Regions from separate parts of the Homo sapiens genome. Here region 2 is linked to region 1. Evidence: chromatin loops called from intact Hi-C (ENCODE). Cell type or tissue: A673. All regions are shown on one strand. Links, peaks and the distances in the headings refer to the core of each region. The heading gives the core; the rest is flanking DNA. Region 1 has its middle 170 kb from the start of LINC03062. Region 2 overlaps SEMA4D (semaphorin 4D).

What was found. Peaks named below come from ENCODE experiments on the same cell type or tissue, not always from the same donor. Only the 100,000 strongest peaks of a DNase experiment are listed, where the experiment ranks them.
Region 2: a loop joins it to region 1, with 4 times the contacts of the local background. A loop is called at or near these places in 1 of 110 quality-filtered maps.

Annotation. Positions count from the first base shown.
Region 1 is chr9:89,809,244-89,812,159 of GRCh38, reverse strand. No RefSeq gene overlaps it. Among named protein-coding and RNA genes, the nearest start is that of LINC03062, 170 kb to the right of the region's middle. In A673, for the core only: no CTCF peak of the experiment used is centred there; a DNase peak (open chromatin) is centred at 1,589.
Region 2 is chr9:89,413,474-89,416,389 of GRCh38, reverse strand. All of the region lies in intron 2 of SEMA4D (semaphorin 4D), which reads left to right. Among named protein-coding and RNA genes, the nearest start is that of SEMA4D, 83 kb to the left of the region's middle. RefSeq lists an enhancer at 2,682-2,916. In A673, for the core only: no CTCF peak of the experiment used is centred there; no DNase peak of the experiment used is centred there.

The DNA of each region.
Region 1 (2,916 bases), core at 183-2,682:
CAGCGCACATAGCAGTCTGCATAGTGAGCCTGGGTGCAGGTGGGCATGGGGGCTGCGGTGCTGAGCCCAGCCTCCATTCCCCCCTACAGCTGGGCTCCTGGAGGTGGGGGCACCGTCCTCCCGCACAGCAGAGTCACAGGATGTGTGTTTGATTTCTACCCCCTGTTATCTGAAGGGTTTTATGTCTACTTTCTCTGTGGGTGTTTCTTCTCAGCATTAGAGACAAAAAGCAAAAGTAGCCACACCTCATGGCTGGAAAGAGACAGAGATTGTCAAGCCTGGCCCAGGGCTCCCCACCTGGGACTCCACAGGTTCCCCATCCCCGGCCCTCCTCCCCACCCCACCATCTCTTCTTCATTCTACCTTCTCCACCCCCATCCCCTCCTCCTCCCCACCCCAGCTCACCTCCCCTACCTCCCCCTCTCTTTGCTCCCAGCCCTCCTCCCTGGCCCCAATTCCCCTATCCCACCCTGCACCTGGAGAGGAAGGTGGCTCTGTGCCCACACCTCATACCTGGGGAGGGGATCCCTGGCTGTTGCCAGGCCAGCCTTGCCCGCACTCTGGAAAGGGGCAATCCAGCATGTTCTCTGCAGCTGCCTGGACATATCTGCTATCTGTGGTCCATTACCCTGGTGACAGGGCCACCCAGCTTCTGCAGTGACGGCCCCTGACTACCCTCCCACATGAAGCCCTCTTCCCCTGCCAGGGCTGCAGCTCCCTCGAAGCCTAGAACTGTCCATCCCCATGTCTGTACTTCCAGCCCCCAGACCTGAAACCAACCTTGAAGTTCCTCCCCTGCTCAGCTCCTCCTCACTGCTGGCCACCATCCCAGGGGCACCAGCCACTTTCTTGAGGCCAAACCCCTGTGCTGCCACCCCTAACTTCACCTTTTGCTGCTGAGAGGTGCCTCCCCAAAAAAAGGAATGGTCAGGCTCCAGGACAAATTTCCTGGAAGATGGACAAACAAGGGCTCTTTGAAATGTTTTAGGTGGCAGTCCATCCAGATGAAAAACAAACTCAATCTCCAAACTTCACTGAGCCCCTCTGATGAGGCCCAGTGCCAGAAGGGAGCAAAAGTGTGTTCAAGACCACACCTATGAAGTGCGGGGCAGCACCAGGCTCCGGATTCCTGCATCCAGACATCTCTGTTACTTTCTAACAAAGCAACAGGTCTCCATAGGATTCAAACTCAGGTCTGCAGCTACAGCAAGCAGGGAACCCCTCATTTGGCAGGAGATGCTCAATGTGACTGAATGGATGAACTTCCTTCTCTGGATCACCCAGGGATGGCCCCATGCATTTGTGGATTTAGCTTCCAGACTCCTGCTGTCCTGCCCTCATGCATGGCTGATGATTTGAGCTACTGATTAACACTTTTTAAAGTCAAATTTCTCGGCACATGTCAGGGTGGGAAATTCTATCTGTCCTCCATATGCCGGGCATCATTCCACAGCAGCTGGTTGGGAAGGAAAGCTTAATCTCTCGGAACCTGCATAATATCTTTATAAAGGTACAGCTGGGCGAATGTCATAAAAATGTTCAGTTGTGGGTGCTGGGATATCAGATGCCTTGCGTGCCTCTTCACTGCCAGGACACACTCCAGGAAAACCCCTGGTGTGCTTGAGGCCACATGACACACAGAGAATGCAGGCAGCAACGCTTTGCCTTGGAAAGCTGAAGCATTTTCTATCTTAATCCCGGAAAAAAAAATTAAAAAACAACTGCCTTGAGAATGTGATGGATACTGCCCCTACACCTGGGTGTTTAGCCGAGATTTATTTAGAGTTTAGGAAAAGTCACTTGAATGATGAGGGCTTTTGTTCATCCCTTCATTTCTCTGAGTGACTATGGAACTCATATATCTGTGTTTTCCCACTAGGGTTGTCTATCCCTGCCATTTGTTTTTTCTTTGTTATTTCTACAGAGGCAGGGCTGACTCTTGCCTTAAACACTTTTGACGAATATCCCTGGAGCTAAAACCAGGGGCGCAAAAGCCACACCCAGGAACCAAGCTCCTGCTGCCTGCTTGGGTAACCATCAAGTTCATTTTGCTCCCTGAATTCCTGCCATGCACTGGGTTCATGCATTGTTCTTTGCAAACATATGAGATGGGGTTATGCTCAGGCACATGGGCAATCAGCACCCACTAGATATGACAGGTGAATCTATTATCTGCTCCGCATAACACATTCCCCAACACTCATAGCTTAAAACAATAGTCTTTTATCACCTCTCACAGTTCCTATGGGTCAGGAATTGGGACAGGGAGTGGCAGGATGGCCTGTCTTTGCTCCATGGTATCTGGTCCCTCCACTGGGGGACTCAAAGCAGAGACAGGAACCATCTGAAGGATGTTTCCTTGTAGATCTGGTGGCCCATGCTTGTTGTCAGTTTTTGGCTGGAATGCCCACATGTGGCCTCTCCTTGTGCCCTGGGCTTCCTCAGAAGATAGCAGCTGGGTTTTAAGAGCAAGTGTCTTAAGAGTGAGAGAGACAAGAGACCAAAGCAGAAACTAATGACTTTGATGATCTGGTTACAAAAGGCACACACCACCACCTCTGCCATATTGTATTGATTCAAACAATGACAAAGGCCTGCCTAGGTCCAAAAAAAGGGAACACAGCACCCCGCACCCAGTGGAGGATGGGCTTTAGATAGGTATGATCATCTTTGGAAAATACAGTCTACCACAATGGCAGACAAGCAGAGCCGGCTGTCCAATCGATCTCCTGCAATCAACACTATGCAGCTGCAGTGTCCGTCACCCTTGCTTAATGTCTCTCCAAAGCCCAATTCTATGTCAAGACAGTCTCTGTGATTCTATTCAGTAAAGACTGCTTCACCTGAGACCTCTCTTGAGATTGCTTTTTTGTGCTTCTCTAAGATTAATATCCGGAATTTAAAAAAAGGAAGAAA
Region 2 (2,916 bases), core at 154-2,653, 400 kb after region 1:
ATGGTGTTGTCTTCCTTGCCTGACTGTTAACCAGCCCCTCATTGAGGAGCATCCCCTTTGGTTGCACATTTTACTGTCACGTCATGGCAGGGTGGTCTTCCCACGTGTCGCTTTGCACGCCTGTAGCTGTGCACACATAGTTTGCTGCCCAAGAGTTGCCAGGGGATCAGAGTGTGCAGACATCTGGATAGTTCAGAATTGTACCCAGAAGTCCTTTACCCCACACCTTCCCAGCACTAACTAGCAGCAGACTTTTAAATTTCAGCTTGCTTTGTGGACAATAATGGGTATTTTATTTTAATTTACATTTGGTTTGTGGAGTTAAGCACCCTTGGAATTATTTTTGAAGGTAGGACAGTTTTATAAGAGGTGGAAAATTAAGAATACAAATAAAGTCCACTTAAAGCAAAACTTTTCTATATAATGTCTTTTATGTAATTTTGCCCTCCCTGCAAGCCAAGCTCTGGGGGACCGAAGCACCAGTTTTAGTGTCATATCAAAGGCGCTACCAGTGTAAATGGTGACCGACCTTTGGCATTCTGGAAGCATCTCTGCTGGCTGGGTTCTGTCCGGTGCTGAGCTCTGCTGGGTGCCAGCAGCCCCTGAATTGCCACTGTCTCAGTCAGCTCAGGCTGCTCAAACAAAATGTCATAGACTGGGTGACATAAAAACAGACATTTATTTATCCATTCCGGAGGCTGGGAAGTCGAAGATCAAGGCGCTGGCAGATTTGGTGTCTGGTGAAGGCCCTCCTCCTGGTTCATAGACAGCGTCTTCTCACATGGTTGAGGGGTGAGGGAGCTCTCTGGGACTCCTTTTATAGGGGCACTACTTCCATGAAGACTCTGCCCTCCTGACCCAGTCACCTCCCAAAGGCTCCCTCTCCAGAAACCATCACATTGGTGGTTAGGATTTCAACATCTGAATTTGGGGGTAATCCAGACATTCAGACCATAGTATCACCTTTGAAAGACATGACACCAGGCATCCCTTTAGGGCCGCAGGGTTAACACAGTCCTCCCTGAGGGGCTGGCCAGCCACTTCCCAGAACAACCCCACACTGTGCCTGGGAGCCAGTGTCCAGTAGGGAGACCGTTGGCCCCCTTAGAGATGGCAGCAGGTCAACATTAGGCCAGTGGAAGATGATTATTTTTGCTAGCACTAACCTGCTTGGGCCCAAGGATGCATGCACACACCACACACCCTCCAGAAAAGACAGTATTGTCTGTATCCAAGTCTGAAGAGTAGAGTGATGTCACACAAATGGCATGACAGTCTGCATCTCTACCATGCTGGCTGCTGCTTAGAGGGGTCCCCACCCTTCCTCTGAAGGGCCCTGTTCGTGCCGCCACTCTGCGTGCATCCTCATAGCGCTTGTCCTGCCGACATTGCTGATAGATGGATGCCTGTGTTCTTCACTCCCACCGCCCTCTGTCTCTCTCCCTGGGTTTCCCATTCTGTACATGCTGCACCCAGGGGTTTGGGAAGTGGGTGAGGGTTAGAGCATGTCTGAGATATCCTGGCTGTGGCTCGCTTGCCCCTGCAGGGATGTGGCTTGAGGGTGAAGTAGACTGGTCCTGGCAGCTGCCCTGCTGGGTGAGTCCGGCCCAACACAGGTCCAGGGCTAGGCATGTCCCTGCAGAGCTGGAGTGTTGGTCTCCAGGGATCCATTTTAATTCTAGGAAAACTGAAGTTGGAACAATAAACTGTTTATTATGCTTGTGACCTAGACAGCTCCTGAAACCCATTCCTGATTCCTGATGGGATAAGGCCATTTTATCCTCAGTTTGCAAGGCAGTGACATCAGCATCCTAACTGGAGGTGGGAGAGGGGTTTCTGGGGGCAGAGGACATCCCAGGGTGGGGATACTAGGTGGCCAGGTACTGGCAGGGCATGGTTGGTGAGGGCTGTGGTGTCTTCTGTTTCCCAGCACCTGGCTGCCTGCTTCCAGCTGGGAGGGAAGATGTGGTGAGTGCGTGTCCTCCACTGTCCTGGTTGTAGGGCCTGGAGAGACTCTAAGCTTTACCTGCCCCATCTGGGCAAACCCCTGAGATAAGAAATAAGCCAGAACACGCTCCCCCAGGCAGTAGTTTGCATGCAGTGAGGTCAGGGGTCCAGGTAATGACTGCCTATGTTAGATTGGCCAGTCCACAGCTGTCACCAGAGATCCCCTTTCAGTTTCCCTGGGATGCCAGCCAGGGCATTTTAATGCCAGTGTTGCATCCTGTTGCTGGCAGAAGCACTGACACCTTCCATGTGGTAGTGACTGGTGTCCCCTCTGTAATCTACCCTAGCTGCCAGACAGCTGATCCCAGGAAGGAGCCGAGACACGGGTGACTGGACAGTCCCCAGATGGCATTTTGGTTCATGGTTCCTGCCTTACAGGACACTTGCCAGCAGTCACTATTCACATCTAAGATGCAACACTAGATCAGAATGTATGTTCTGCAACAGAGTGACACATGCACAGATGCACATATACACACATGCACACACAGATGCGCACATACATGTCTGCGTACACATACACAGATGCGCACACAGATGCATGCACGTATGTGCACATATAGCTGTGCACACATACATGTATATGCATACACAGATACATATGTATGGATATATGTACACAGGCAGACATGCACAGGTGCACACATACATTATACACACACATACACAGATGCCCATGCATACACATATGTATACACATGCAGAGATCCAAGCAGATGCACATGCACTCACACAGGTGTACATATGTATGCACACAGACATACACATGCATGTGCAGACATGCAGACATACACATGTACACAACACACCTGTACAGATGTGTACAAATGTACAAACATGGATAGGTGCACATATCTATGCGGGTTCATGTGCACACATACAGAAATACAGATGCACATGCGTGCACAT